Regions from separate parts of the Homo sapiens genome. Here region 2 is linked to region 1. A link is a loop called in an ENCODE intact Hi-C map of the cell type or tissue named here. Cell type or tissue: PC-9. All regions are shown on one strand. Links, peaks and the distances in the headings refer to the core of each region. The heading gives the core; the rest is flanking DNA.

Evidence for each region. Hi-C counts contacts between places; a loop is a spot of excess contacts. Peaks named below come from ENCODE experiments on the same cell type or tissue, not always from the same donor. Only the 100,000 strongest peaks of a DNase experiment are listed, where the experiment ranks them.
Region 2: a loop joins it to region 1, with 9 times the contacts of the local background. A loop is called at or near these places in 1 of 110 quality-filtered maps.

The regions. Positions count from the first base shown.
Region 1 is chr5:73,929,864-73,946,272 of GRCh38, forward strand. ARHGEF28 (Rho guanine nucleotide exchange factor 28) reads left to right here. Exons shown (of 36, transcript NM_001177693.2): 36 at 10,981-12,127. The coding sequence ends at 11,150. LOC105379034 (a long non-coding RNA gene) reads left to right here and starts at 16,235. Exons shown (of 4, transcript XR_001742745.1): 1 at 16,235-16,409. In PC-9, for the core only: no CTCF peak of the experiment used is centred there; DNase peaks (open chromatin) are centred at 8,138 and 8,978; H3K4me3 peaks cover 992 bases; H3K27ac peaks cover 2,967 bases.
Region 2 is chr5:74,264,047-74,280,455 of GRCh38, forward strand. No RefSeq gene overlaps it. Among named protein-coding and RNA genes, the nearest start is that of LINC01335, 36 kb to the right of the region's middle. RefSeq lists an enhancer at 2,588-3,090. In PC-9, for the core only: no CTCF peak of the experiment used is centred there; a DNase peak (open chromatin) is centred at 8,205; H3K27ac peaks cover 1,655 bases.

The DNA of each region.
Region 1 (16,409 bases), core at 7,037-12,036:
ATCATAATTTTTTGTTTTTAACGCTTATATAGCTATTTAAATATATATGTACTTTCTGCAACTTGGTTTTTTTCATATTCATACATGCGACACAAATTGCTCATTTTAAACTGCTATATTTCACTTTAATGAAAAAATTTTAGTATATTTATTACTAAGGAGCATTTACGGGATCTTACCAATTTTTTCCTATTAGAAGTGGAGAGCAGTAAACATCTTTTTATGCACATCTCCTTAGTCACATGAATGAGAGTTTATTTCAAGTATAACACCTAGAAGTGGTAAGGATGTCTTCACTGTTGCCAGCGATGATTGATTTTGCTCCAAAGTTGTTGTACAATATAACTATCAGCAGCAAGATATGAGAACTCCAGTTCCCCCAGATCTTACCCAGCTCATAGCATTGTTAGGCTTCTAAAATTTGCCCATATGCTGGGCATGAAATGGTAACTTGTTCTTTCATACTTTTCTGATTACCAATGAGATTTAATATCATTTCATTTTTATTGGCTGTTTAGGTTCCTCCTTCTGTGAATTTCCTGTTCATAAAAGTTTTTTCTGACTCACAGCAGATTTTGGAGTTTCAAATGTGTTCACTCTTAATTATATAGACAAGTTAATTCTTTTGGGATAGCTTTAATAGATTTTGTACTTTGAGTGGTTTTCAGAGAAATCATGTTTACAATGACACGTGAACACTTTAAGATTCGAAAAGGACATTCGTGAGAACTAAGCTCTTTCTAGGTGGAGAAAACTCAACTGCAAGTGCAGAAACTACTCAAAATGTGATTGACTATGCTGTTCCATCCTACTGAGACTAACCATCTGCCTTGTTTTTTATTTGCATACCTTCTCCCTTACTCCTTGCTATGTTTTCCTCCAAAGCTCCTATGCCTCTCTCAACTTATCAGTGTTATTTTACACATACTCAATATAGTCAACATCTATCCGCTTCATTTTCTTTCCTGGAAGTTTTGCCTTTAGGGTCCTCTGTACTTCTGTTCCAATATGGACTTGTTGCTCTCCAGGCCTGCTCTGCGTGGTCACCCAGGGCCATCCCTTCTCTCTCCTGTGTTGAAACCTCTGTGCCCTCAGTCTCATGCTTCCCCTTTATAGTATTTTCCTTTATTTGGTTGGACATATCTCCAGGCCCTCCCTAAGAAAAAGTCTGATTAAAGGAAATTTTTTCCAGATTAGCTGAAATGTCCTTCTCATTTTATTTTTGCTACTCTGACACTTGTTTTTTAAATAATTTGTCTGGGCTTAGAATTCTAGAATACAAAACTATTTTCCTCCAGCCTGTTGCCAAGGGTTTGACTCCACTTTCCAGGGTTGCTATTGAGAAGTCTGATGCCTTTCCGATTCTGGGTTCTTTGTTTGTAACCTGTTCTTACTTTCTGGATAATTTTAGAATTGTCTTTTTTGTCCCCTTATCTGAATTTTATCACATGTTTCAGTGAGGTCTTTCGTTAAAGTCATTTTTACTGGTTATTTATTAGACTCTTTCACTTTAGAGGTATATTTCCCTCAGTTCTGGGAGATATTCTATTTTTTAAAAAAATAATTGCTTCTCTTCAGTTTTTTCTTACTGTAACTGTTGCTGGTTGGAAATTGGACCTTTTATATCCTCTGATTTTTCTGTTTGTTTCATTTTCCATCCATTTCCATTTCTTCACATTTTTGTTCTATTTTCTGGGGGCTTTTTTGTTGTTCTTTAACTCCTACTATTCCATTGATTGTTTAAAAAATACTAGCTAGCATACTGAAAATTTTCAAGATATTTTTCCTGTTACAGCTGCTATTTTATGGAATCTTGTTTTGTGGCTGAAATGTCTCTTAAATAGTTCTTTGAAGATAGTAACTATGGTTTTTGGAAGTTTTCTTCAGCTTTCTGTGTTCCTGAGTTGTGTTGTTTTCTCCAAGTTAGATTTGTCTCTATTTTAGACTCCTGCTTTCCTATTTCATAGTTTACCTACCATTTTGGATTGGCGTGGGATTGAATCAAATAAGAGATGTATACAAAATATGTAGAACAATGCCTGGCATTTAGTAAGTACTCCATACATTATGTTGTTTTTGTAATTTTAAAGGTTTTCCACAGCCTGGCTGTTTACATTTATAGATCACCTTGAAATACCTTAAAAACAAACGTAAATGGTGAAGCTTTTGGTGTTAAAATGTAAAAGGTTAGTGTTCTAAGAAACTTGAAATATTTCAGTTCAAGCATATGTGTACCTTCATCTATTTTTATCAGTATTGAGAAGTGGCCCAAGTATTATGTTGGAAATAACAGAGAAACTACTAAAGTTTGTAAACTACTAAAGTTTGATATGTATCATGATAAATTAGAGAAAATTCTAGTTTTTCTCATAATAACAGTTCTGTCCCTCACTTCATTCTGACATACTTTTTCATGGCGTAAAGAGCTTGAAGTTACCGCGTTAGCCTAGGAATTGCTAATAATTTACAGCCTGTTTCATCTGTGACACAGCCTATAATTTGGGTAAATCTATGGGAGTGAATGTCATTCTGAGTGTCATGGTGGGAAAAAGTCGAGGGCTGACTGCTATCTAGTTCAAGTGCCCAAGTTTACAAATAAGGAAATGGAAGTTCCAGGTAAAGTTATTACCCAAGGTCAAATAATGCTAGTGGCCAACCAGGAGAAGCCCTGCAATGTAATCCTATCTTGACTACATTTTCAGTTTGTTTTTGCTAAGAAGACAAGGATTAGGCTAAATTTAATTTTAATATCCTTTCTAAACATAAGAATTCCAAATTAGTGATTTCTCATGACTCTAATTATATTAGAATTTTCAAATTAAGTATTCACTAATTCATTTATTCATTTGACAATATATGTTGAAACCTACTACTATTATGACCTGACATTTACTTCGGTAGTTTTGGACTAGTTATACTACTTTTATTTCCTATTTCTTTTTTTTTTTTTTTTTTTTTTTTTTGAGACAGAGTTTCGCTCTGTCGCCCAGGCTGGAGTGCAGTGGCGCGATCTCGGCTCACTGCAAGCTGCGCCTCCCGGGTTCACGCCATTCTCCTGCCTCAGCCTCCCGTGTAGCTGGGACTACAGGCGCGCGCCACCATGCCCGGCTAATTTTTTTTGTATTTTTAGTAGAGACGGGGTTTCACCGTGTTAGCCCGGATGGTCTCGATCTCCTGACCTCGTGATCCGCCCGTCTCGGCCTCCCAAAGTGCTGGGATTACAGGCGTGAGCCACCGTGCCCGGCCTATTTCCTATTTCTTACATATTACTTTTTAAGCTTTAAATGAACTCAAATTTAAAAGACTGGAGAATAGAAATCCAAATTCCAAGAAAACGTTAACTCATTTCAAAGGACAGATACACTGAAGCTATAAAATGAAATATTTCCTGAATTCTGTTTTACATAGGAGATGTTATTAGATTTTCTAGGCAAGAGCAAAGCCCATACCTGAATCTATCTTCTTTTTAATGGGTAGCTATAAGCTCAAATGAACCTTATCCATTTTATAGCGTAGGTTCACACAATTTGTGTATCTTTCTAAATAGATATAAATCCATACATGCCCTAGCCAATGACTTGTCATACAGTTGCATTAAAATTGATCTAAACATAGTTGGCATCCAGAAGAGGCTTCTAATTTATTGCCCCAGTGTTCCATTTATATCAGATATATAGAAGCTAGACTGTTGGAATAACAGAACCCTTTATAATATTGTAGTCCAAATATATGGAAGCCTATAGACTTTTAAAATGTTATAGAACTTTTCAAACCTATTCAAAAGTAGAGAGAATTGTTTAGTGAACCCCATCTGCCCACAGCCAGTCTTAATTCAGTGCCTTTTCTCTCTTCTCTTGCATTGGGCTCTCTTAAAGCAAATCCGGGACATCCTATCATTTCATCCAGAAATACTTCAATACCTTTGTCTAAAAGATAAGGACTCTTTTTTTTCTGTAACATAACCACAATATGATCATCACATCTAAAAAAAAATTAACAGTTGTTACTTAAAATCATGCTGTCAGTATTTGAATTTCTCTGGATTGTCTCATAAATGTTTTTTTTTTTTTCCCCCTCAGTTTGTTTGAATTGGAATCCAAATAATTTCATATATTGCATTTGGTTGGTGTGTCTCTTAAGTCTCTTTTAATCTAAAGTTCTGTTGCCGCCTTTAAAAAATTTTACAATTGTTAAAAAGTCTGGGTTGTGTTTTTTGTTTGTTTTTATTTTATTAAATGCCTCTTGAGTCATAAGAACTGTGTTGTTTATCTGTGGAAAAGACAGGTTCAATTATTTTCTGAAATATTCCCCACATTCTGGATTTTCCTGATTGCATTCCCATCGCGTCATTTGAAATATTCTTCTGCCCCTATATTTCCTGTAAATTGGTAACTGGGAATACAGATTTGATTAGATGCAGGCTTTATTTTTTGACATGAAAATAATATACATAGATGGTGTTGTAAATTGCATCTCATCACGTGGCACACAATGTCTGTTTCTCTTTTTGTGTTATTAAAATTGATCCTTGGGTCCAGATGTTGTCAGCTTGATCTGTTGTAAAGTTTCACATCAGCTTTTTTCCTAATGATTTTAATAGCCATTGATAATTATTGCCTGGGTGTAATATAGATGTTACATGCAGAATTTAGAAGCTTCTGAATTTGGAAAAGCTCACCTATTTCCACCTTCTCACTCCTGATTTGTTCTGGCATCTTGACCATTTATTGTCTCTTTCTTAATCTTTAATAGACTTCTAATTCTTGAATGAACTATTCTCCAGCTATGTTACATGGAACACAACGCTGTCGGGTACACTGTGAGAAAAGGCTCCCTGAGTTTGGGGGATGCTGCATACTGGTTTTTGCTCTGAGAGATTTATAATACACATGAGCCTATTAAAGTTCTGAGGGATCTGTTGATTAACAAACTTGATTTACCCGGAATTTCATCAGTTTATTTGACCACTACATTCTTTTATCGTCAATATCTATTGGCATCCTGTTTAGAGAAACATACTTTGAAATGCATCTCAAGGAAGAGGGAAATGTAGAATTGTTTGCCCCATACTCCCACGGGGCTTGTGATGTGAAGGCCATGGCTCCCTAACAGTGGCCTTCTTCTTGAGGGAAGGAAGAGCATGAGAGTGAATCAAAGTTCAGACAGCAGAGAGGACTGATGTACTGTATCATATCTCCTGTTAATATAATCTCATCTTCATTGTATGGATTGTTTTCATTTCTGTTTCTTCTCAGCATTGCTTATATAGCCCATATTGACTATTCCAAATATGTTAAGTACTGATTAAAGTTCAACTCCCACAATCACAACTTAAAAAATTGTAACACAATTTGCTCTTACTTCACAAATTTGTACATGTGTTATACATGCCACATACATACACAAACACATGCCCACCCCACAGCACACTTCAGTTGTTTTATTTCAGGTGCAGTATTGGCATATGAAGAATAGAAAAGGGAATTATAATACTAATTTAGAGTGTTTGCTTCAGATATAAACTCCAGACTGGTTGTCATGCCAGGGGCTCACATCCTATTTGTGGCTCACTATGGAAAAAAATTGAGTTGCACAAAATTATTAGGGACACAGACCAATTTTTATTTGCTCTGAAGATACCTCAAGCTCTGTATGATAAATGTTTTCCATTAGAAGAAAAAATGTTGTGCATTAATGCTCCTGAGAAACCATAGGGATTGCCAGTAATGCCATCAGGAAATGATTTTTTAAATGTTTCAGAGGGTAAATATGAATCAACCACTAAACAGGGAATATAACTTATATTACAGAGTTGGAACAGTAATGATAAAGCCCCCCGCCTTTTTTTAAGTAGAGTTATTCTAGGAAAGTGTGAATTTTTGATTTAGGAACATGCACAAGGGATATAGTAATAAGAAGTACAAGTCAGACACATGATTAAAATAAACAAGAATAGAGCCAAGGCTCAGAAGATACGCAGTTCTGTTTTGTGACCTTTGATGGGGAGGATGGAATGGGATAAGACAGGGAGAGAACTGAACAGCGCGTCATCAGTGCTCTCAATGGCAGACTAAACATGCTTTGTGCAGCCCTGGGCTTCTGGGTGCCTGGCCATGGGGTGCACTGGTGAGCTAAATTCAGACCTTGACAGTGGATGTTTATGAGGAAAGAGATACTGGTGCATTTAGATTTAAATAAAACTTTCATTTAACAATGATCACGATCATGATGCTTTTCTATTCAGCAGGAAATTCAGAAAAAGGCAAAGCCTACATTAATTACTTTTAAACTGTAAGACAACGCTTTTCTACTTGTCACAGACCTATTCTTTATGACAAGTTACTCTTAAGTTTGCTGTTCGTAGGAGGGCAGATCAACTGCGGAGTTTGATTATGGACAATGTCTTCTGCTCATTAGTTAACTTTGCAAATACTATCTTTTGAGGATTGTGTGTGGGCTCACTTCAAATATATGTTCTTAGGAAGACTGAAGATATAGTGCTGGGACAAGTGTGGCAATTACCTTAAAAACATGATTTTGAAATGCTGCATACTGCATTTCAACGCTTCATACCTGCGTCAGATAATGAACTTGGTTGTGTTTCTCAAGTATAAAGCAATTGAAAAATGCATTTTTTGTACCTCAGGAATATTATTTGGTGAATCACTGAGCCCAAATACAACTGTAAAATTTCACACATAACATGAGAAGTGTAAGAGGCCTTAATGATGATTTCAGTTCAATCCTTCATGAGCTGAAGCCCAGAGAGGGGCAATGACTTGCCTGAGATTACATTTTACCTTGTGATGTAAAAGATTTTATTCACATCACAGTTTAGGAGGCACTTGGTTCATTTTATTATTTTTACTTTTATTTTTATTTTTTGTAGAGACAGGGTCTCACTATGTTGCCCAGGCTGGTCTCAAACTCCTGGCCTGAAGTGATCCTCCTGCCTTGGCTCCGCAAAGTGCTGAGATTACAGGCGTGAACTACCATGCCCAGCCACTTTGTTCATTTTAAATATGACACATAGTTGCATTTTATGCACTGAGATGATAGTCTGGTCTTGAAAATAGCCAACTAGTCAGTTGGCTCAAAAGAATGATGATAATGGTGAGCCAATGGAGGGAAGGCTGATTTCTCTTCACTGTTAGAAATGTCAGTATTGGGTAAACAGAGAAAAGTGTGAAAAATGATAAATGCAAGTTCCAACCAGCAGGTTGCACCTAAGGGCTAAATATTGGGAGATTTAGGAAACTTTCTCTGGATATCAGTGCTGTCTGCAGGTGTGTCTCTTGACAGTCTATTTCCTGTCCCACATGCCCACAAAGAAAAGGAATGGTGCCAGCCAAAATGTGGATACCTGTAATTTTTTGAAACCATGTTAGGAGACTAACTTAGACCCCCCACGGTGGTCCTCATAATGTGAGTATCGAAGTTTCCTGCAGAGGCTGAAATTTTAGTTTGTGAACAAAAGCTCAGTAATGTAGCAGAAAAAACTCTCAATCAAGATCCCACTTTTCTACTTGGTTTAGTCAGGCTTTGGGGCTTTTATGTGTTTTAGCTTATTTGCTCTAAAGGTTAATAATGCTCGCTCTGTTTAGTTTCCAGAGATAATGTTAGGGATCAAATTATTTCTTTTATGTCAAGAGGCAAAATTGTGTTGAGATACTTGGCTGAAATGTTTTTTTGTAGTTTGAGTTTTGTTTCATTATAATAATATTCGTTTTTAGTTGACCAAATTATGATTGTATTGCTATTTCCTTGCTTATTAGAAATATGTTATTACATTTTTATGTCCATCGATTTACAGGCAATTCGATCACAAATGAAACTGGGTGATTACTTTTATATAGCAAGAATTCTGCTTTCTGAGTCAGTGAGGTTTAATATTAACAAATGTTTTTTCAGTTTAGGGTTCTATATGATGATCATATTCTCTAGGGTAAAAAGTGTGGAAAAAGGTGGCTGGCCTTGAGAAATATACAATTGCTGTGCTGGTTCTTTCAGAGTTGAAATGGAGTAACAAAATCAGAAATCACCAAACGGTTTCTAATTTCAAAGACAGACTGTCTGACCTTGCCTACATAGTTCAGGTAGAAACCAAGAAGGAACATGGAGAAGGAAATTGAGTTCCCGTCCAGGTGACATACAACCACAACCACCTCCAGTAATACATCTGGAATTACAACATGGGCTGTTCACCTTAGGGCACAACAAGCTCTCACCTAGGAATGTGTTTCTCCTGTATTTTTATTCTTATTTGAAAAAGTTCTGATTAAACTTCTACACTACACCACACACACACACACACACACACACACACACACACACACAACTCCCCATCCCCATCCCCGTTCATTCTTGGTTCTGTATCTTCTTGAAGTAGAGCATACAATGTAACTTAAAAAAGAGTTATTTCTGATATATATTCAATTTGGCTGTTTTGAACAAGTCTTCTCTTGAAGCCATTAAGGGGATTTTCCATGTACCTCAAAATATCACTATTTTGAATTTTTTGCTCCATGTTTCACACCCCAGATGAAGAAAACCTACATAGATTAAGGGCTTCCAGTGTGTCCGGCATTGTCAGATGTGTCAGCAATGACCTCCCAGCTGCCTCATTCACTGGATGATTTTTCATCCTCAATGTAGTAATTTTTGTGCTCTGGCTGGCCCTTCTGTTGGTAAGGAGGCAGGACTGTTGTGGCTTTGGTGACCTGTTCAGTCTGCCAGTGTCTGCTCGATGGAAATTTGGGGGCATTTTTTTGAAGTTGTATAAAATTAAACATCAGCAATTTAGCTGTGCATATTTGTATTTAGAGGTGAAATAGCTTCAGTCTATGGCTGGGAAAAGGAATTGGAAGTGTGACTGCGTGTTGTGACCACAGGCATGCTTTGTCTCCCAGTGTGGTAAAATAGGATTCAGAGCATTCCAGGTTGATTTGTAATGTTGCCCTGACAAGGAAATCATTGCCTGGGAATATTTTTGTTCGCCCGATTAAGGGAGGTTCCTAGTTCTATAACAATTGCTGTGTCAGTTTTGAGAAGCTTAACATTAATATGTCTTTTTTTTTTTTTTTTGCCTTTGCTTTCTTCTTTTTTTTGGCAAGTGACTCTTCAAAATGTAGTATGTAAGGGAGGGAAAGTATTAAACATTGAGGATCTCTTAATTCAGAAAAGATGGCCAAGCCATTTTCAGCACAAAGAGAAATGAGAAGCACGAGAGTCTTGATCATTAGAGCAAGGAGTCATCACGTGGCTGCCATCCTCTGAGCGTAGATCCAGATCACTTCCTAGCTGCATGATGTGGGTCAGAATTTCACTAGCCTGAGCCTCGGTTTCCCAGCCTGTAAATTGTGGGTTTTAGCATTTTGAGACTTAGAGAGAGATGACGAATGTAAAAGACCTGGGACAACTCCTGTGCTCTGTAAATGGTGGCAGTTAGAGGCACCTTCTGCAGGTATGCTTTCAGTTGTTAGTGAGTTCCTGGAATTTGAGGTACAGCATTTAGGATCAGGGGCAGTAGAATCAAGCTTTGTGCCTATTGGCATCTAAAGGGTCAGGGATGGGCTAAGCCTTTGAGCAGAGCTGTGGTTGCAGCCTCACCCCCATGCCTCCCTACCTCTCTTCCTCCCCTCCCCTGCCTTGAGGGTCCTCCTTTGCTTCAGAGGCACAGTCCAGCCTTGGTGCAGCTCCTCCAGGGACCTTCATCGGCTCCTGTGGCCCTGGCTGCTCCTCCTCCATTGACCCACCTCCTACTGGAAGATGGGATGAAATGAGGTGTGGCAAGGCCACCATGTCCCCAAAGATGGAGCCTTCTGGGAAGAGTTTTCCTTTCATTCCTGCCAAGCCTTGCTTACTGCCTTCTCTAGCAACCAAAGATCCTTGTCAGGAGGGCAAAGGCCACAAGCATTTGTGTCATTGGAATGTCTGCACGTGTGTATATCCATCTAAATAATAGAGGCTTTGAAGAAAATGTGGCGAGGGTTACAATGGCCTCTTTTTTTTCTTTATGTTCTTTAAATTTTTTTTTAATTTTAATTTTTATAAGTTTGTAGTAGGTGTATGTGGCCTCTTCTTAATGACTGAAAAATAAGCAGGTGGGCCTCAGAGCTATTTGCCCTCCTTTCCCACCTGGACTTCCATTCCTACTCAGGTTTTTGTTCTAACACAAGCTGGTTATTTGTAATTTTGCCATATGGCTGAGCCTGAGGGTGAGTGGTCAGTGGAACAAGTGCAGGGAAAATGGTTTGCAGCAAGTGTCTTTCTTCAAATCAAGCCTCCCTTTTGTCTCTCCTTGAAAATATAATATTAGAGGATTTTATCAGAAAAAGGGAGAATACACAGTGTCCTGCTGTTGCTAGGTAACCAGAAAACATCAAACCCAGTCAGAGCTGAAACTGGCTTGATTTTCCCTAGGAACCTGGCTGCTCTTGCTGAGTACTTTGTGTAGTATTAACAGATCTGTGATTAACAGCATAATGGTGAGGCTGGAGGGTCTCCTTCATTCTTTCACTTTTTACCCCCACCCCTTGACCACATCAGTAAAGTGCCAAATATGTTATTTGAGCCTTGAAGTCAATTCTTGACTGACAGATATTCTGAGGGAAGGTGCTCTGCAGATGCAAATATAGTTGATTTACACATAGCTGGAGTATATACTGTATTTCCATGACTTTCACCCATTTTAAAAAATAAATGGGCATCCCTTTTTCAGCAATAGCAGCGGTTTAAGATCCCATGAACAGTAACCCATATTTAGTCACAGGAGACATTTGTGCACACAATCGAACATATCTTAATGATATTGATGAATGATTTTGACACCTATTATGTTCCTTTCTCATTGGGCTTGGCCATTCTGTGGCTGACTATATGGGCACTGCATTTCCTAATCTTAGAGAGCTCTAACGCCAAGACATCTGCCTTGTACATCTCAGGTGGCCTCCTGTAACCTGTGCTGTCTGTTTCTTGCAGATTTGGACACCTCCCACACTGAGTCCCCAACCCCCCATGACTCAAATTCACACCGCCCTCAACTGCAGGCGTTTATAACAGAAGCAAAGCTAAATCTACCGACAAGGACAATGACCAGACAAGATGGGGAAACTGGAGATGGAGCCAAAGAAAATATTGTTTACCTCTAATTGTGTTGTCATTTTTCCAAACAAAACAAAACACTGGCACTTTTGGGAGAAACTTTTTGTCTCCATTCCTTATGTATGTGTGATTGTCTGTGTCCAAATTGCTTTAAGAATAATATTTAATATTTCCTGGAAGCTCATTTTTTTGGCATGAGTCTAATTAAATTATTGAAAGCCACCCTGTTTGTATAATCTTTAACTTATCAAATCTAATTTCAGATTTCTGGAGGAGAAACTAACTTGAATAAGCAGGACTATTTTAAAAGTTGTTTTGACGCTAGAGTAAAATTCCATGTCACATTTTCTACCCAATCATCTGGATTTCAAGATTCCTTTTAAGATCTCAATGAAGCAATTTGGATTTAAAGAGTGGTATTCACAAGGGGTGAACTTTCACAGTCAGGGCAGTTGCCTCAGTGCCCACATAGGCAGAGGAGGATGTGGGAAAGGGTTTTTCTCAGCTAGTTTTTGTGTGCTCATTTCTTCTGGGAGCATTAAAAGTGGTGATCTGTTACAGTCACTATTCAACTGGGCACGTGTTGTGATTGGTCAGTCACTGAGCCAGGGATACAGTCCGGACTTGCTTAGTACCTAAGCCTAATGCTGGTGGGGTTTCAAGACATGGTTCAGCATCATCTTTTAACAAGGCCCAGAGGCCCAGAGCCCCCATCAAGTCATTTTGATGTAAATAGTGAACTTTGTTAGAGCCCTCACTTCTATCAATCAGCTGTCCTGTCCCTGCCAGCACCTGGAGCACCAACTACCACTCCCTGGAAAGAACCCTTCCCTGCAGTTTTTTAAGGACAAAACTGCCCACTCCTCATTAAGTTTGCTGCCTGGATACACTTTTCCACAAAGGAAAACTGGCATATCCTGCCTTCCGAGTAGTATGGGTCTCTGTGTGAGAAACCAGGAGATATTTTCATCTTGTTCGGAAATACTTGTATGTATTTTGGTGTCAATAAATATCTTGTACCTCATTATTTTACTTTGTAATTTTAACATTATGTGTAGGACCATAGTAAAACATTCATTTCACACAGACATCTAATCTCACCTCGTGAAAAGTGAAAATAAAGGAAAACTATTAGATTCATCCAAAAATGCAACACCTACTGGGAGTGAGATGTGATAGGAACAGAAAAAAAAAAAAAAAAATCACCCGGATCTCAATAGTTTTTTCTCCCTACTTAAAGTTGTTAAGTTGGATATCTACATTGTGTTTTTACTTAGGCAAGTCCAATCCTAATTTTTTTAAAAGCCCCTTTTGGGGGCAGTCTTTTTCTGACTTTAGCTGGCTATTTTTGTAACAATTACATTAAAAATTCGGTGACTGATCTTTTCACAGAATGGATATAACTTATTAAACTTCTATTCAATCACTTCACCTCTAAGCTGAACTCTTCAATTACAACATGTATCTCCCATTCCTAAAGACATCTAGAAATATCTGTCTTTCCTCTTTCTTCAATAAAGTCTAGTCCAGGATCCTATATCTCTTGAATGAAAAGCATGCAGATATTTCAGTCTAAATCCTTTCTCCAATAACTATAAATATCTTTCCTTTCTTCATGAAATTATATATAGAAATAGTGAAAATATGTTAAGATGTTCAAAATCCTCATGGGGTTCTTTCTTTCTTTAAAAATGTGTGAGCTCTGGATTTTCAAGACCTGCAAAACAGGTCTGCATGCAGTTCCTCTGGGAAAGCCAGAGCATTTTTTAAGTACCTATATTCATAGGTTCCTCTGGGCAATTCTCTTATTTAATATGATGACTTTTCAATGGCATATAACTACATTTCAAAGCTTTCTTGATGATAAGTTCTTCCTTTTCACCATGTCCCCACTATGTAATGAGCTCAGATCCTGCTATGGTCTGAATGTCTTAATGTTTATATCCCCCCCAGGTTTGTATGTTGAAAACCTAATCACCAATGCATTGATTATTAGGTGGACCTTTAGGGGGTGAGTAGAGCATAAGGATGGGGCCCTCATGAATGGGATTAGTGCCCTTATAAAAGCGGCACTAGAGAGCTCTCTTGCCCCTTTGCCATGTGGAGGATGCAGCAAGAGGACACCTTCTATGAACCAGGAAGTTGGCCCTCACCAGACATGGAATCTGCTGGTGCCTTGACCTTGGACTTCCTGGCCTCCAAACTGTGAGAAATAATAAGTTTCTATTGTGTGTAATACACCAAGTTTATGGTCTTTTGTTATAGTAGCCCAAACAGACTAAGGTCTCAAGACAGAGTCACAGAGTGACTCTAGCACAAATTTACTAATCTTAAGAGATGACCACCCTATTTTTCAGGATCATAAATGGGTTTCCCCAAAAGGACCTATTTTTCTCACCAAGTTAAGAGCTTAAAGGAAACACTCATTCCTTTAGAGATCTGTCCTAGAAAGAAAAGCAATATTTTTGCTCTGTCCCTTCCAGGCTGCATGAATTTATTCATCATTTCATTTAGAGTCCAAGCTACTCTGCATTTCATCAGGACTACATAATTCCTGGAATCGTGCAACACTTCCCAGCCCACTCACAGTTGAAGCCCTATTCATTAAGAAAAGGGTAACAGCCCTTGGCACAGAGGACTTGCTGTGTGTGTGAGTTATGTAAGGTGAAGAATGTGAGCATAATTACATCATGGGGTGACAAAGAAGTGGAGAGGAATATGTATTTCTTCCTGTGACCTAGGAATACATGAGCTACTTTCAAACTGAGAACCAACCTGAGATTGTTAATGTCCAACCTCTGTATCTCTCTCATTGAGAGGCAGCAGAGCATAGAAATTGAAAGTATGGATTCTGGATCCACATCTGCCACTAACTCGTTGTGTGTCCTTGGCATGTTACTTCACCTCGCTCTGTTTCCATTTCCTTATTTATAAAACAGGGATGACTACCTTATGGAATCGTTGCAAGAATTAAATTATTAATATATGCAATATGCTTAGAATAGAGCTTGGGATATACTAATCACTTAATATATGCTAGCCATTATTATCATATTATTTTAAAAATCTGTTAATAATTGCTCAGCCTAGTCCCAGTCTTTAGGCAGATTTCTTCCGCATAGCCAGAAAAAGTGAATAGAAAATTCAAGTGTCTGGAGATTGCTAGACGTAAGACTGGGGAAAGTTAGGTAAGTTGAAAGTTAGCTTTCAACTTATTTGCATTTCTAAATCTCCTCTTAACTCATGTATTCAGTAAACATTTATTGACGGTCCGCTAAAGGCCAAGCAATCTGTGTGGGACAAAATAAAGATTAATAAGTATGCAAGCTATTGGAGAAGACTAACACATGAACAGATGATCCTAAAGTAGAGAGGTGCCAATAATTATATAGAGAAGTACAAGTTGCTATAGGAGCTCACAGGAAGAGCACATTGGGGCCTAGTAATACGTGAAATGGAGGGAGTTGTTCTAAAGAAGAAGATGCTTGAGGCTGGAAGGATAAAGAGCAGGAGTAGGGAAAGACATTCTAAGCAAGGAAAATGCTATGGTTTGAATATGTCCTCAAATTTCATTTGTTGGAAACTTAATCCCAGAATTTTTAATTGATTGAAGGTGAGGTCTTTGGGAGGTAATTAGGATTAGATAAGGTCAGAGTGAGGCCCCCATGATGGGATTGGTTACTTTCTAAGAAGAGGAAGAGAGACCTGAGCTGACATGCATGCTCTTGCCCTCTTGCCATATGATACATTCTGCCATGTTATGACAAAGCAAAGAAGGCCCCAGATGCCAACACCATGCTCTTGGACTTCCCAGCCTCTAGAACTGTAAGATTGTAACATTTTGAAATAAATTACCCAGTCTCAGATATTCAGTTATCATAACAGAAAATGGACTAAGACAGAGGGAAACCTGAGCCAAAGTCTGGAGGTTTGAAACAAAAGACATGAGAGACTGTGGCATACGTTTGGAGATACCCAGAATGATTTCCTCCCCTCTAGATTAAGGTGTCCAATGAGAATGTCCATCTATCTCTGCCTCTTTCAAGCACTCTATATAAGAAGTGGGGAAATGTGGAAGTCCACCCCTGCCCTCGTTGGAACTGATCAGGTTCCAGGCTATGGAGCAATAGCGGACTCCTTCCTGGGATGCTATGCTCTTAAAGTGTAACCAAATGCCCTCTCATCCCCTCACCTTTCCACATCCACCTCTTCCATAAAGCAATGTAGGTTCTGGTCAAATGGGGAATTGGATATCTTCCTATTTGATCCCACGCCACAAGAAACTAAGAGTAAAAGGGGTCCTGGGATCACCTGAAGATGCTTATTGGAACAGAGGGGACCAAGAGGATGCCTAAGTGTACCGCTAAGGGGTGGATTGATGACTTGCATGATAACCCACAAGGCAAGATTGTAAGTGGAGAAAAAAAGAGACAGGCTCATGTACCTCTTCTGCTTTATTTTTTACCCAACCCTGATGCTACCCATAGCTCCCTGTTTTAATCTACCACCTAGGGCTGAGTGGAGCATGGAAAAGAAAAAAAGGAGGGGAACACATGGAAGATTCCAGAATTATCTTGATTGACATGCAGAGTTTGCTCTTTTCTTTCCTGACTGCCTCTCATGCACAGATGTCCCTCTACCAATGTGAGACAGGCAGCAAAAAAATATGGAAAAGCCAAACAGACTTGGGCCCTACTTACTGGATCTCCCCCAGGGCCACAGGGTTGCACACCACCAGGGGGCACTATTCATGCTCTGGAGCACACATACGCGTAGATTCCAACGTGAGTGGAAACTTATGGAGTTGTACAATCCTGCAACCTTGCTTCTGAGCTAGGTTTGCTTACCTATGAAATGAGGATAATAATAGCTATGTCCGGATCACCTGAAGTCAGGAGTTCGAGACCAGCCTGGCCAACATGGCGAAACCCCGTCTCTACTAAAAATACAAAAATTAGCCAGGCATGGTGGCAGGTGCCTGTAGTCCCAGCTACTCGAGAGGCTGAGGCAGGAGAATTGCTTGAACCTGGGAGGCGGAGGTTACAGTGGGCCGAGATCGTGTCACTGCACTCCAGCCTGGGGGACAAGAGCGAGACTTCGTCTCAAAATAAATAAATAAATAAATAAATAAAAAATAATAACAATAGCCATGTCTTGCAGGGCTGTTGTGAACTACTTGAAGAAGCCCAGTGCAGTAAACGGCATACAGTCAGCACTCTAAAAATGAGAGCAGTTGTTATATGCTGGGGATAGGGGTAGAAAGAAGGCAGGCTTGGGCATGCTCAAGAATCGAAGTAGCTAGGGCA
Region 2 (16,409 bases), core at 5,425-10,424, 330 kb after region 1:
ATCATGCCCAGCTGCCATCATCATTAGAAAGCTCCCCTTTAGGTTAGCTGAGGCCCTGGTTGTGACTTCATCACAGTTCACCTTTTCCTTCTGACCTTCACAGCATCCTTCATTCACTCTCATGGGCTGACCCTCAGGTCACACCCCAATTGACTTACTGCACACAAATCTCTGCTTCCTGGGGAATCTAAGATGTGATACCACAGACTAACTGCTAACATAGATTGCTTCACATGACTTTGAACTTTATAATAAATTACACAGTGTGTGCTTTTATGTGCCTGGTTTCTTTTGTTTAACATTCTGTGAGATTCATACATGTTGTACATAACAGTAGTTTGCTCTTTATTGTAGTATCATTTATGATATTCTTTAAATAAATGTGCCACAGCATAGTTATAATTTTTCTGTTTATGGCCTTTTAAGTATTTTCTAATTTTTGGTTATTATGAATAATACTGCAATAAACATTTGTGTACCTATCTTTTGGTGCTTATAAATAAGAATTTCTGTTGGGCATATGCCTAGAGGTATAATCGTGTTATATAAGGTATATTTATGTTCGGATGTAGTGAATATTGCTGAGGAGTATTCAAATTATCTTACCACTTTATACTCCAATTAGAAGAGCATGAGACTTCCCATTGGATTTGCTATCTGGCCCTTTATAGAAAAGGTTGGCCAATCCCTGAACTAAGCCAAAGAATGAGAGGAGCACAAGTATTAAGGCAGAAAAACACCTGATATATCTTCAAGCAAGGGTAAGAACACCAGTTTGTTTAGGTAGATAAGACTAGGTAGAAATACAGTTTGGATCAGAGATCAGCAAACTTTTTCTATAAAGGGCCAGATTGTGAATTTAGGCTTTGCAGGCCTTATGGTCTCTGTTGCAACATTCAACTCTGCCATTGTAGCTCAAAAGCAGTCACAAAAAATAAGCAAAAAAATGAGAGTGGGTATATCCCAATAAACCTTAATTAAGGACACTAAAATTTGTATTTTATATCATTTTAATGTTGTCACAAAGTATTACTCTTCTTTTGATTTTGTCCAACCATTAAAAATTTATAAGGAACATTCTTATCTTGTGGGGTAAACACAAACGGGCAGTGGGCTGGGCTCGGCCCATGGGCCATAGTTTGCTGACCCTTTTCGTAGATGGTGGAGGTCTAAATAATCTCAACTTATTTGATAAACAAAACATTTAGCATTCTGGGGGGAATGGTATGATGTATACAAAGCAGTGTTTCAGGGACTCTGAGCTGATTGCGGTATTTAGGATGAATTGGGGAGGGAGAGATTGGAGGTTGGATGACCAGTTAGGGGGCAGCATGGGTAGACCTAGTAAGGGTTGGTAAGGATCTGTCACCTGGTGATGACAGAGAGAGTGTGGTGAAAGAGATGGGGCATATGCAAGAGGATATTAGGAAGAGGTAAGAAAAAGATTTGGTGACTGGTGAGAGAGAAAGAAAGAAGACTCGGTGCCTAGCGCCAGGATTTTCAGCATGGGAGACAGGGTGAAGAGTTTGATGATAAAATGGTTGAGAGACATTAGAGATCAATATTTAGGGCATGGGTACTGGAGCCAAAAGGCCTGAATCTAAAGCCTGGCTTCCTGTTTTACAAACTGTAATCTCTCTGTTTCCTCCTCTGCAAAATGGGATTAATAATAGCATCTATTTCATGAAGTTATTATAATTCATACAAAATGCTTAGAACAGTGCCTGGCACATAGCATGCGCACTGCAGGTGCTAGCTTTTATTGTTAATTGTATAGTGTCTTTTTAAAAATAACAAAATAGGGCTGGACACAGTGGTTCACACCTGTAATCCCAGCACTTTGGACAGCCGAGGCGGGATGATCACTTGGGACCAGGACTTCAAGACCAGCATGGGCAACGTGGCAAAACCCTGTCTCTACAAAAAATTAAAAAATAAAATACATTAGCTGGGCATGGCAGTGTGTGCCTATAGTCCTAGCCACTCAGGAGGCTGAGGTGGGAAGAGCACTTGAGCCTGGGAATTTGAGGCTGTAGCGAGCCTTGGCTGCATACCTGTACTCCAGCCTGGGTGACAGAGTGAGCCTCTACCTCAAAAATATATATATAATCTTTAAAATAATATAATAAAGTAAAAATGTTAAAGATAGAAAGCAAGTTTAAGGGAAAAAATGTTATCTGGCTTTAAATGGTTTTCAGCTGACCCTGGGCAGCAAACAGAACACTAAGAATAAACGCTCTGAAAGGCGGAAGTCCTAGCATTGTGAGTGTGTGTTCCCATAGTGAGCAACTTCATTTCATAGGAGTGGAAAAGAAGGCCAGAAGGTCAAAGATTAAAGTATAAAAGCACACATTGTGGTCAAGAGCTCAGACTCTAGTGAAATCTCTTCTGTCTCTCTTAGTAGCTATGAACCCTTGGGAAGGTGAGTTACTTAAGCTCTCTATACCTTAGTTCTGCCATCTGTAAAATGGTGTAACCATAGTACTTACTATATGGAGTAGCTGTCATGGTTTAAAAAGTAAAGGTGAGGCCCAAACAGAGCCTATCACAAAATGAGTCTTCCATAAATGTGTATCCTTTGTTATTCTTGTGACTACCTTTAAGGAAACTAGAGACTAGGGAAGCCCCAGGAAAAGAAGGCCTCAAAGGCACAAAGGAATTTGCCCGGTGAGATTGTCCTTGAGGACTTCTCTGTCTCTATCTCTGCTACACTGCATCAGGGTTAGGAAGAATGATGTTCTGAGAACTTGATCAACTCCTTTAGGATCAATGGGCAAAATCCCAAACTTTTCGTTTAAATGGAGTTGACCTAAATCTGCTGAATGACAATGTCTTTAGGATCAGCCCCTGGAGCTTTTCAAGTGGCATTGATTGGGCTGCCTGGAAAATCCTCTGACCTAGAGAAATCTCCTCCTTAGTGAAGCTGACATAAAACCCCCAGATTGCTCCTTTTCCGTTCAGGAGGAAGAGGGGCAGCTCATCATCGCGAAAGCAGCAGCTCAGACTCTGGCTCTCGCATTTAGCTCTGTATCACATCCATCAGGATCCCACACTACAAAGTTGCTCATTTTCTAATCCACAGTGACTGTGGGTTATTTCTTCTTAAGCTTCTTAATTTGCTGCTTAGAAAATTACTTTGGGTGAAAGCAATTAGTGTTATACATTTTTGAGGAGAAAATTGCAGGCTAGCCCACTCTGACTGCATGGGTCAGGGATTTCCTCTGCGTCTCATTTGATCCTTCTTTCTTTTGTTCATAGCTCTGATTCAAACAATCTGGCTCCTTAAAACTCTGAGATGGTAACCTGGTGCCGTGTTTAAAACTTATGGAAGCAACACTTGGCAAAGGAGAAGAGCTTGGGTGTGAGGAATATAGGTGACAAATAGGATTGGCTTCAATAAGATTTTCCCAGCCAGGTGCAGAGGCTCACATCTGTAATCCCAGCACTTGGGGAGGCTGAGGCATGAGGATTGCTTGAGGCCAGGAGTTTGAGACCAGCCAGGCAACATAGTGAGACACGGCCTTTTATATATATATATAAGATAAAATGTTTAAATAAAAAATTTAAAAAGGAAGGTTTTCTCTTTTCTTATTAATTGGTAAACACTGTATGGGTTTTTGTGTGTGTGTGTGTGTATGTGGTGTGGGGCAGGAGGCTGAATAGGGAGTAGGGAGTAGAGACTGACTTAGAAAACTTTCTTTTAAAATTTTCCTAGTGATCACAGACTCTCTAATGTCATCTTGATCATTTCTGGAAAAGTCATTGTAGAAATCTCTGCTAGGCCAGTCAAATAAAAATTACTGATGGGAAAGAAAGTCAAAAGGGCATAGCGCAAGCTGGAAAAATCAGTCTTAGAAAGAGACAAGCAAGAAGGAGTCTAGAGCCTATAGGGGCCTTTAGCTTTGGCTTCTCCACTTGTGGAGGTAACAGAACTAGCCAGAGGCTGACTCGGTCTCTCCTGTCTGATCGCAGGCCTGACTACACTGACGGACTGCTTGGCCAAAGGTCTGACTGTGTGCTTGAACACTCTAGCCATGGAATTAGAGTTGCAGCTAGTGTGTTCAGGGCCCTTCTCTGGCTTTTTCAACCCTCGATTTCATGATTCCTAGCTCTCATGGTTCACAGGACATAGTCTTCCACCTGAGACATGTTCTCTACCCAGGCCCTGGGTGGACATTCAGATGGCTCCTTTACCTTTCCATGGCATGGGATATGGGTCTTTGGATGTCAGAATCATTTTGTCCTTCCTTAGGTGGAAGGCTGGGACCTACTGGGATTGGTCCAGTAGGTCCAAAGCTGCTGATGGTGGCAGCTTTGATGACAGCTCCGTGTGGAGCCCAGTGAATCTTCCTCCATCACCCTAGTGTGTGATGGTGGGGGCGAGTTCTCTCACTGCCCACAACTCCTCTCCCTTGTCCCTGCAGCTTGTTTCTGAGAGCTTCGTTGTTTTGTGCCTGGCTCCTGGACTGTGAAAAATCATACCCCTCACAGCCCCAGCGTCTTTCCCAGAATAGAGAAATAATAATCCAGGCCGAATGTACACTCCTGAGATTCAGTCCCTAGAGCTTTGTTCTTTTAGGAGTACAGTGTTTATTAGAGGAGAGAGGGTAAAAGTGTCATTTATCTCCACATATGTGGGAATGTTATTGAATTGTCATCAACAAGTAGTCCAGCCCTTATGAATGGAACAATCTTTTCTCCCCTGATGGATGACGGCGTTTCTGGAAATCAGTCAGACCTTTATGCTAACAGGGCCTGCGTCTGGATTCTATAAGGTGGAGGGTAGTTTACTCAGTGGAGTCCTTCAGTCCTACAATTACGTCCTCCCCATAGACCCACCCTCCCGTCAACTTTTTCACTCATAAATCCAACACTGCTTTGTCTGAAATATGGCAGATTTGCTTTCATTTTTATTTGAATTTGAAGTGGGAGGTTGGAAGGGTAAGGTCTGGGCTCCAAGAGTAAGCATAAGTTATAATTATATTTCTTCACATTGTGCCTTTGATTATGTTTTGATTTGATGGATTGCATATCCCCTACTGTACACACCAGGATCCTTCTGACAAAACTAAATAGATGTATTTTCATTAACCTACCCAGTGACTTTCCAGAAATACCTTTTCAGAAGTTTCTCCAGTGTTTCATGACAGAGTCTGTTTCTAAAATCTTAACTCAAAGCCACAAAATTACTAGTATGAAATACTCTCTAGAGACCTTGGGACACTTCTCTTCTAACGTAGGACCTATTAAGGACCCCGGTGTGACCATTTTGATTGAACCAATTATTTGCTTTATTTAAATACCAGGACAGACTGAAGCTTGCCTTCCTGAAGTGATTTCTCCTTTGACTAAATGGGAGAACACTGAATCAACAAATTATTTGAGCTTGTATAGTGGTGACCTCTGGGGCATAGTATCTGAATTCAGCAACCAAATCCTTGTTATGTGACCACAGAAAAAATCATTCTGTCTCAGTTTTCATGACTGTTAAGGATAAGCTGAGAGTTCCATTTAAGCCCGCAAATTGCCAGTCAACATTCATAACTGGTAGGCTGGGATAACTATTATTAAGTAGTACTCAACAATATTAATAATGATAACAACTATCATTTCCAGCATTCATTTGCCTTGAGTTGGTAAGCATGGAAGGAATGTTTTGTTTTAGGGGCTAAAGAGGAGGATGAAAGTCGGGGGTGGTTGCACATTTATTTGGATTTTTTAATGCCTAATGCCCGCATCCCTGAGAAAGTATAAAGAGACATTTTGTATGAAGCAGAGACTGTTATCTGTTCCCTATTCCACATCTTAAGCTAGTCTCGAGTTCACTAAAAAGTTAGGTTTGAATAGCAATTAGAGAAGTTGAATTTTTTAGAAACTTTGTGAGACTCTGGACAAAAACAGTGCTACTTTTAGGCCTGGAGACTTTGAGTTGAGACAAAAGACAGTTTCCCCATTGTTATGTGGAAATTAGCTCCCCCTGACACCTCCAAAGTTGCCAGCAACATTGAAGACAGGAAGGCTAGACTGTGCAATGAACATGGGCATTCTCCCACAGCACTGTGGAGTCAATGGTAGGACAGCGGGCTAAGGTGTAGCGAGAAAGAGAGGGAGTCCACGGCTTGGACTGAAGGGAAGGAGTGTGACTCACACGCTGCTCCCAAGCCAATGGGAGATCCTCTTTAGAAGCAGTAGGAAATATCTTGAAGGAAGGCACTTAAGGTGGCTGAGCAAGGTGGGAAAATCGGAGACTTTTCATGAGTGAGTGTGAAGAAGAAATTCAGGATTATTGATGTCATTGTGATTTCACTTGTATCTGCAGAAAATAAGAAATAAAAATTGCTTTAAATACTTAAAAAATAAAAATAATCATGAATGTGTGTGTCTCTATTCTGGATTCCCTTGTGTTCTATTTTTTATATGTTTAGATTTATGCCAATACCTCACCATGTAGTTTATTATAGGTAAGTAAGTCTAAATATCAGGTCAAATAAAACCTCAAAAATTGTTGGTTTTTCCCCCCACAATTGTTTAGACTATTCTAGTTCCCTTGCATTTCCATATAAATTTTTAAAAAGCTAGCCAATTTATAAAATAGAAAAAGTGCCTGATGGGATTTGGATTGAATTTGACAAAGGTGCCAAAGTAACTCAATGAACAAAGCACCATCTTTGCAACAAGTGTTGCTGAAAAAATTGAATAGACTTACACAAGAGAAAAATAAAAACCCTCCATTCTTACCTTATCATATACAAAAATTAACTTGAAATGGATTATAAGAAGAAAACATAGGAGAATGTCTTTGCAGCCTTGGGTTAGGGGAATAATTCTTAAGACATAAAAAGCAGAAACCATAAAAGAACTAATCAATAATTGTACTTTATCAAAATAAAAACTTTTACTCTAAGACACTAGAGAAAATGAAAAGGCAAGCTACAGACTGTCGGAAAATATTTGTAAACCATGTATCTGATAAAAAAAACTCTTAGAACTAAATAATAAGACAACAAACAACGCAATAAAATAAAATAAATAGTAAGTTGGACATTAATCCCAAATAAGACCTAGGAACAGCAAAAGAGTGCATGCAAAGATGCTCAATATCATTAGTCATTAAAATAATGCAAATTGAAACTATGGTAAGCTACTACTACACATCCACTAGAATGGCTAACACTAAAGACTAACAAGACCAAATGTTGTGGAGGATGTAGGGCAACTAGAATTGTCATATATCACTGTTAGGAATGCAAAATGATAGTGCTACTTTGGAAAACAATTTGACAGTTTATTATAATGTTAAATATACATGTACGTGTAACTCAGAAATCCTATTTCTAGGTATTCACCAAAGGGAAGTGAAAATATGTATCTATACAAAGACATATAACAATTATTTTCCACTGTAATTATGATATCTTCCTAATACTTGGTTTGCCATTTTTTAAAAGCTAACATTTCTCTATAAATAATTTCCTTTTTAATATTTTGAGTGACTGAATATCTTGGTTCTTTCTCTCCTTTACTTGAAACTTAGAACACATAAACTAGAACTCTTTTATCAACCTTATCATGGACTCTTAAAAGGATGTTATGATTTTTGATGGAATAGAAAAAGGACTTCAGACCCAAACTGGTACATATTAAGCTGGTGCAATAGTAATTGCAGTTTGCCATTACTTTAATGGCAAAGACCGCAATTACTTTTGCACCAACCTAATATTATTGTTATGTGTATATCCGGCCACCTGAAAAGGTTCTAGGTTTTTAGATTCTGTGTGTGTGTGTGTGTGTGTGTGTGTGTGTGTGTGTGTGTGTGTGTGTGTGTGTTGCTACCTCTGGAACTCCTCAAAATCTTAATGGAGCAATTATAAGTGTCATTTCCTTTAACTTTTTCCTTCAGGTTACTTTTACATGTAGGCTGTCTTTACGTGTCTAAATATTTAACCGCATGAATGGAGCCTTCTTCTAGTTTTTTTCTTGAGGGTTGGATTCTGTGTAGGTACAGATCTTGACCCCTGACATCTTTATGCACAAAGAACAATAGTCAAATCAGCAGTCATTACTCTTTGGTTTAAGAGGAGGTCAGCCAGGACAATGAGCTGAAAGTCAAGGTAACAAAAGAACTGAGGGCTGCACTGGGTCCTCTTCACAAATGAGTGAACTTGATTCTTGCTTATTGGGATGTGAGGAATCTGGGGCTATTTCAGGAATGTTAGCAATTTTGCCCTAAAGCAACTTTGATCTTGTTGCTCCTCCCCTTGCTTGGTCATTAACTGGGAACATGGAGACCAGCTCCACTCTTTGACTTCTCAAAGAGTCACTGCTTACTGCATAAATACATCTCCTCTTACTGTACTCTTTTCCTGGAAGAAAAAATACCAATCCTCTCCCCTGAGAGGGGCTTCAACTTCTCGTTTTCAAAACTATTTACCCCAGCTGATGCCCTAACTAAAAAAGCATGCCTTTGAAACTGGTAAGCAAAGGCCAGGGAAGGAAAATGAGAATCTGCCAGCCACAACTTCCTCAAGTAAGAATTCCCTTCTGTCTTCTCCAACCCATCCTCAAATCCCACCAGAGATGGGGTTTCCAGCGGCTTTAGGAAATTCCTCAAAAACAGGGGAGGGGGAAATTATGTACAACTTCCACTGTATCTAGCCACAAGAAGGTGGTCTGTTACCCACCCTTTCTTTCCCTTTAGGCTTTTAACTGTTAGCAGTGGCAATTAATATAAATTAGCCAATGACATTGTATGCTTCATTCTTCTGGAAACAGCTAGTTTGTTAGTGGTTAGGCCTACTTACCTCCCAGAGAAATCTGTGGGCGTTCTTTATATGAAGAAACTCTCCAAAATCCTCATGTTTCCACATAAGTGAGGATCAAAGTAAGAATTCCATTGTCTCCTGTTAAATTCTGTTCCTCAGACTATAGCCTGAGTAGAGTCATCTTTCATTCAAATTCTCCCCACACATTTCTGAGGTTTAGGGGCTGTCATCTACAAGATTTAGAGATTTGCATGCATTTTATCGTGTTTTCAAAAATTAAGAGGCAAATTCCCTCAGAGCAATTACCAAGACTTGTGTAAGAGTCCCTCACCTTAGGAAAAGAAATCACCAGCACACTTGTTCAAACAAAACCCACGCCAGTTTTCTTTATTTTATAATCTTATAAAAATGTTTTACTTACACCATGGGATTCCGAACATGTTTATGAACATTTTCCAAATGTTTTGAAGTCCAGGGTTGGGAGCCCAGTAATTGTCAATGGATGAGTTAGAGGGTATGTTTGCACCGGCGGCTTTTGTCTTTCCCTCCCACTCACCGGGACTGTCTCTCACAGACTCACGGTGACCTTGGCTAGTTTTGGAGACCTGCTTTGATTTATGAAGTTCTCATAGGGCAATGTTTTCAAATAAGTTGTTTGTGTGGCCATCAGCCTAGTGGTTTCCAGAGTGCTTTCCCACTTGCTCTCTCTTTGAGTCCCACAATAACAAAAGAGGATAGGCCTTTGGCACCAAGCTTGAGAGACCTGGGTTGTTCTATATAAGTTCAATTTTCTAGCTAATAGAAATTTATCTTATATACTATCCAATTGATAAATAAAAATTTATTGAGGAATTCCTAACTGTTCACAGTTAGTATTCAGTAAAGCACTTTTAAATTTAAAAATAAAGGAATACTAGGCAAGACTGATTTATCTTTTGATGATTCAAAAAGTACCTCAGGATTCTGCAGCATTTCAGGCTCATTTTGCTGAAACTCCATTATCCCTGTTGTTGGCATTCAGTGCTAGGTTATGTTAGATTATCCTGAAAGTTATTTCATACACATATTTATGTAGCACAACGTAGCATTCAGAATTGCAGCAGGCCCCTAACTAATGAAAATGTATGCTTGCAAGACAGATGCATATGGCAGTAATTATTCAATTTACAAAGCATTCACCTTTAGAATTCCTTTGCATGGCATTTAGATTTCCAACTACACCTATAGCTTTATGAACATACTTCTGGTTCACGGAGTTCCTTTTGTCTCCCTCCAGCATAACCACACACTCACACATGCATATCCCTATACAGATACTCTAATTTGTCTGACGAACTTCCCTCCCAAGTAGTAGTCCCTAAGAATAAGATGAAAAAGAATCTCGTTGCTCTCCCATGGCCATTCTGCCTTCCTCCTAGAGTCAATATGCTGCAGTGAGGTCTTCTAGATCACCTAGTCTGATCTCATTTTCTAGATGAGAACCCATGGCCCAGAGAAGTTAAAGCACTTAGCTGAAGTCACAGAGTTTGTTAGTGGCAGAGCTGGGACTAGAAACCAAGCCATGAGCCTCACATCACAGCATCTGCTCTTCCCACTAAATTCTCTTCCCACAACTCCCTTGGAAAGATACGCCTCTTTTTCCAGAGACCTACTCAGACAACAACTTTGCAGTCTGCCTGAGAAACTCATTTTCCACATTTAATCATGTACACTCTCACTGAAGCTGATTTAATCTGATCGGAATTGTCCATGGTATAGAAAAAAGGTCACATCCAGATGGAGATGGGTGGAGGTGGTCACCATTTAATACAACATACTGTTTCTACCCAAAATGGTTATACTAACCTAACCCTCTATAATTTTTTTTTAACCAAGACTGAGTATTCTAAATTCCTTAGCGTTGTCTCAAACCCCTGTGTTTTATTCTTTAATTATTTTGATGGACTTCTCCAAAGCCATCCTATTTTAGCATCCATTCTTCCCATTCCTCTTGATTCAATGGTGCAGCTCAGTTGAAATGCAGGGTTGTACACAGGCCCTGCTCAGAGCTGTCCATTGCAGAAAGGTAGCACAGGCTTATTACCAATTTTAGTTCTTTCATTTTACAAAATTTTAGCACTTTCCTTTGATTAGAATAAAATTCCCACAAGATTAAATCATTTCTTCTTGTAGGCCTGTGAACTAAAGCAGCTATCTCTTTGGGGCTGTGAATGGAAGCATACAATTTTCATCATTACAACTATTGTTGCAACAGACTTTATTTTTAAACTACTTAATATATGACTTTTTAGAGGCCTGATCTGCCTTTTCTTTGAGGTGGAAATATTTGTCACAATCTTGTTCTGCTGCCCAATAAATCAAAATGTTGAGCCTCTTGTAATAAAAATAGTTGCTTTGATGTATAACCTTAAATGTCTAATTTCCTACCAGCAATAATGAGGCTTTCTCCAGCCATTCTGGGGGAACTGGGTTTCCTTTTTTCTGTCCTTTTGTTTTTCTAACATGTGGGCTGTCTAATGACAGGATTTTGTATTCCAGATGTTTTGGCGAGAGAAAGCAGTAAGCGACGGTACACATCTCAGGCCTTCATACCACCCAAGTGGCTGTTACATCACTGGCCAATGTGAGCCTATCCAGACTATCTCTGCCCACCCCCCTCCCCCACCCACACTTTATTTAATGTTGCTAACCCTTTAGACATCAACACAAAATCACAGAAATTCTTTTATGCAGCTATTACTACACAGACATCCAAAGAGCAGGGAAAGAATCTAAAACCACACAGAAGTTAAAACCCATGTGGTTTTAATAAGAAGAAAAGAAAGAGATGGTTTAATTAAGTAATAAGACTAGACTCCCTGGTGGTTAATAAGGTAATTTGCCACATGATTAAAGGTATGTATATGCAAGTTGAATTTCTGCGGTAACATTATTGCTCAAATGGAGGCTCTTTGGAAACTGGGATTGTTAGTCACTTAAATACTATAATCTTTTGAAGCAATAGAAGGGGAACAACAAAGAGTCACTTTTGAGATTCTTTCATCATTATCTCAATGTTTCTTAAAAAACAGAGGACGTTATGCAAGACTACAATCTAGCAGCGACACTGTCAGATTTCAGAGTGGATGTCTCCCCTCTGTGTTCTCGGCTCTGGGACTGCAGAGGCACCATGAGGCTCTTGGAAAAGAGAGACCAGGTCCTGCTCTGATCATTCTCTGGAATGGATGAACAGGTGCTTAAGGTTGGATCAACTAAAGCCTCCAAGACCCCAGTTCATTTAAAAAATGTTGCCATTGATTTATTTTCCAACTCTCTTCTTGCTTCTGTCTCTCTTCCCTGTGCATCACGTTGGCATGCCTCCATTGCTTCTTGAAATCTTTGCCCTCCTTGGGGAATTCTTCTTAGCTTTGCTATATATTCAGGTGACAGGACCTGATGCAGACCACCAGAAGCCCCTGCTGCTGGGTAAACAGTGAAGGCTGCACAGCTGCTGGGGGTGACAGGGGCATCTTGTTCCAAAGCACTCCACCAGATGCCTGTGTGCTGAGAAGCTGAACTGTCTTATCTGGATTCCAGGCTCCCGCCTGCTCCTATCTGTGTGACCCTAAGGAACCTCACTTCTTTTTATTTGTTGAATGAAAATAATGATATCCTGTCCACTTCATGCAGCTGTAGATGCTACAGTTCAAAATGCTCTACACACTTGTTAAGGTGCTCTATGAACATAGCAGGTTACTGTCATTACCTCTCTCCTCAAGACCCTCCAAATGTTCCCAGAGGACTTGTCTTGGGGCAAAAACATTCCTGCCAGTTCTAATGGTTTATAATTCATCTCTCATTCTTCTATTCATTTACTTGTTCAGCAAGTACCTATTGAGCTCAGGCTACTACAGTCAACAGGAAGGCAAAATCCCTGCCCTCATGAAGCTTATGTTCTAGGGGAATGACAGACAATAAATAAGAAAACAAATAGGATAATTAGAAAGTATAATAAACATGATGGAGAAAATTAATAGACTGATATAACAGGGAGTCAATGAAGTGGGAGCTGCTTTAGAAAAGGATCAAGGAAGGCCACCTGGATATGGGGCATTTCAACTGCAACACAATGGATAAGAAAGAGAACCAGCTGCACAAAGAGCAGTAAGAGCTCCCTTCCAAGGAGAGGGGTGAGGCCTTGATGCATGGAACAGCTTAGATGGTGAAGGAACAGAAAAGCAGCCAGTGTACCTGAGGAAAATTGAGGCCAGGGAAATGGGCAGGGGCCAGGACATGCAGAATCCTGCAGGCCATAGCACCAAGTTTACATTTTACTCCAAGTGCAAGGGGAGCTATTAAAGGTGCTAAGTAGGCAATCAGATGTACATTATTAGAATACTACGTGGGCTGCTCTATGAAGCATGGATTTTAAGGGGAAAAGATGGAAAAATGAGGACCAAGAAGAAAATATTGAAGTAATCCACATGGGCGATGAAAGTGATTTGGGCAAGGAAGATGGTGATGGATAAAGAAAGGAGTGGGAAAGTAAAAATATAGTTTGGAGGCAGAGCTCAGATAAGGGTCTGGGTATACACGGTATACACATTATTCAGAAAGACCAGACCATGAGCACAGAAGGCCAAACCGGATGGAAAAGGAGGAAATTCCAAAGAAGGAGCCTTTCTGTTTTGTGGCCTATACCTCTCTAGGGAAACTGTGTTTTTAGAGCTCTCAATTAGCCTACTCCATGTCTTTTGATGCATAGGGAAAGGGGACATCTCTGAATAAACCATGTCCTGGCCACATATGGCTAGGTAAATGAAAATCAATATATTGATTCCCTTGAAAGGACACGGGAAACCAAGATGTGTTTCAGGCACAAGATCATCTTGTTTCAGGCTGACCCACAGACGCCTCAGTTCAATTAGTGTAGTCTCCATCTAGCCAGAACTTAGACATCTTAAAGCCACTTGGGCTTTTTCTGGATACCATAAAATCAAACAAGTATACCAGGAAAAACATGAAAATTGCAGCACTCTGTGTTCTCCCACTCACTCTCACTCTTGCTCTCTCACTCTCTTCTCACTCTCTCTCCTATCTTGAAATAATTGCAGATTTAGAGGAAATTGCAAAGATAAGACGAAGAGTTCCCATGTACCCAGAGCAGAGAGTTCCCATTTACCCTTTACTCAATCTTCTCAATATTACACTTGTATAACTATAATACAATATTAAAACCAGGAAATTGGCATTGGTATAATGTGTGTGTATAGTTCTATTTCATTTTATCACATATGTAGATAGATTCTTTTAACCACCATCACAACCAAGATAGAGATCACCACAAAGATCTACTATTATCAATATTTTACTAGTTTGAGTAAAGGGTAGAAAGCTTATTTCCTCTTAGTCCCTTCACTTTTCCTGCCCTGGCTATTTACAACACAATTGTCTAAAATATTCCTCTATGTACATTGAAATTCATATTAGACAATATCATGCTTTTTTGCCTTGACTGTCAAATCTAATTTAGAAAACTTAAGAATAGAAGGAGAGACTATTGTATGTATCCTATTTTTACCCCTCCATTGTTCTTGCTTGCTTTCAGATGTTCCAAGACTCCTTCTTTTATCATTTTCCTTCTGTTTCAAGATCTTCCTTTGGCCATGCTTTTAGGGTAGGTCTATTAGTGACAAACTCTTAGTTTTCCTTCCTCTGAGAATGTCTTGATTTTACTTCTTGAAGGATAATTTCATGGGACATAGAATTCAAAGCTGACAGTTATTTTCTTTCAGCTCTTAAAAAATCCTGTGCCACTTCTTTCTGGCCCCTGCAGTTTCTGATGAGGAATCCACTGTCATTTCCTCTATAGGTAAAATGGCATTTCTCTCTCGCTGCTTTTAAGATGTTTTATTTTTGTCTTTCGTTTTCTGAAGTTTGATTATAAGATGTCTTGGTGTGTATATCTTTGGGTTTATTCTCTTTGGGATTCTCCCAGGTTCTTGAAACTGTAGGTTTTCCAGTTTTTGCCAAATTTGGAAAGCTTTCAGCCTTCATTTATTTGAGTACTTTTCCACCTCCATCTTCTTTCTCCTCTCTTTCTGAAACTAATGACACAAATGTTAGGTCTTTTGTCATTTTTGCTCAGGTTCCTGAAAGAGTCTGTTCATTTCTTTTTTTAGTCTATTTTTTTTCTCTGTTGCTCAAATTGAGTAATTTCTATTGTTATATCTTTAAGTTCATAGATTCTTGCCTCTGGCCTCTCCTGCTATTGAGTCCATTCATTATGTTTTTTTAAAAATTTTGTTATTGTATTTTCAATTCTAAAATTTTCACGTGATTCTTCTTTACATTTTTTTTTTGCTGAGAATTTCTATTTTTTCATTTGCTCCAAGCACATTCATAACTGCTTGTGAAAACATTTTTATGATGGCTGCTTTAAAATACTTGCCAGATAATTCCAATATATGCGACATCTCAGTGTGGGTGTTTGTTGATTCCCTCTATTCTTTTATAAAATTTTTTACTCTTGACCCCATTGTCAGAGAGATTTGACAATCCCTTGCTCCAAGGACAAGCACAGATGCAAGTTTCCTAAGGGCCTCCAGAGACTTTGGTCCATGTTATTTTTTGTTGCATAACACAGGCATTTTCCAGTGGTTAGGAGTACAGACTTTGGGGTCTGATAGACTCAGGTTGAAACTTGATTCTACTGTTTACCAGCTCTGTGGCTATGGACATGTTATTTAACTTTTAAGACTCAGTTTCTTCACTGTAATGGGATATGAATGGATTTCATTCAGCATTTGGGTGGGGAGAGAGATGGGGTAAATAAGATAATGTTTTTGTAATTGGTACAAATTGTTCCATTGTATTTAAGAAGTGAGAACATTTCAACACAAATTTATCATGAAAGATAGTGTATATACAGAAAAGCTCATAAAATATGTATGTACATTTTTAAAAAATAAAGTGAATGCTCTCAGTCAAGTAATAGCATAGCCATGGTCAAGAAATACATCATGGTTGGTGCCTTAAAAGCAGTGTTGCTAGATTAGTAAATTAAAAATGTGGAAATTGAATTTCAGATAAACAATTAATGATTTTTTTAGTATAAGTTTGTTCCATGCAATATTTGGAAAATCACTTACTAAAATATCATTTATTATTTACCTAAAATTCAAATTCAATTGGGGGCCCTGTATTTTGTCTTGAGGCCCTACTTAGGTGGCTGATCCCCATTATATTACCTTTCCTCCCACCTAAATTTTCTGATAATTATTCTTTTGCTTTTCTTTAGTTTTACCATCTATGTATTGATTCCAAAGTGTAGAGTTTAGTTCTTCCTGTGTTGGACTGTCATGGATTTTTTCCAATTATTTTTTTCTGAAGTATGGCAAGTCCATGCACAGGTCTCCACTAACCAATGTCATAAGCAGTCCAGTAGCTGTCATTTTTCTTTACAATTCCCTACTGCTAAACCTGGTAATCCAGGAACCCAATCAAAGACCTTTGGGGTGAGGCTTCAGATTGTCAATCTACTGAGATCACCTCCAAAGGTGCTTCGTGCCACACTCACACACCCTTGTCAAAGACACCCACTGATGGCTGCAATCCCTCTATGCCCAGCTGACCTTGGGGACCCATTGCTTTTGGTTCCCAGTGCCC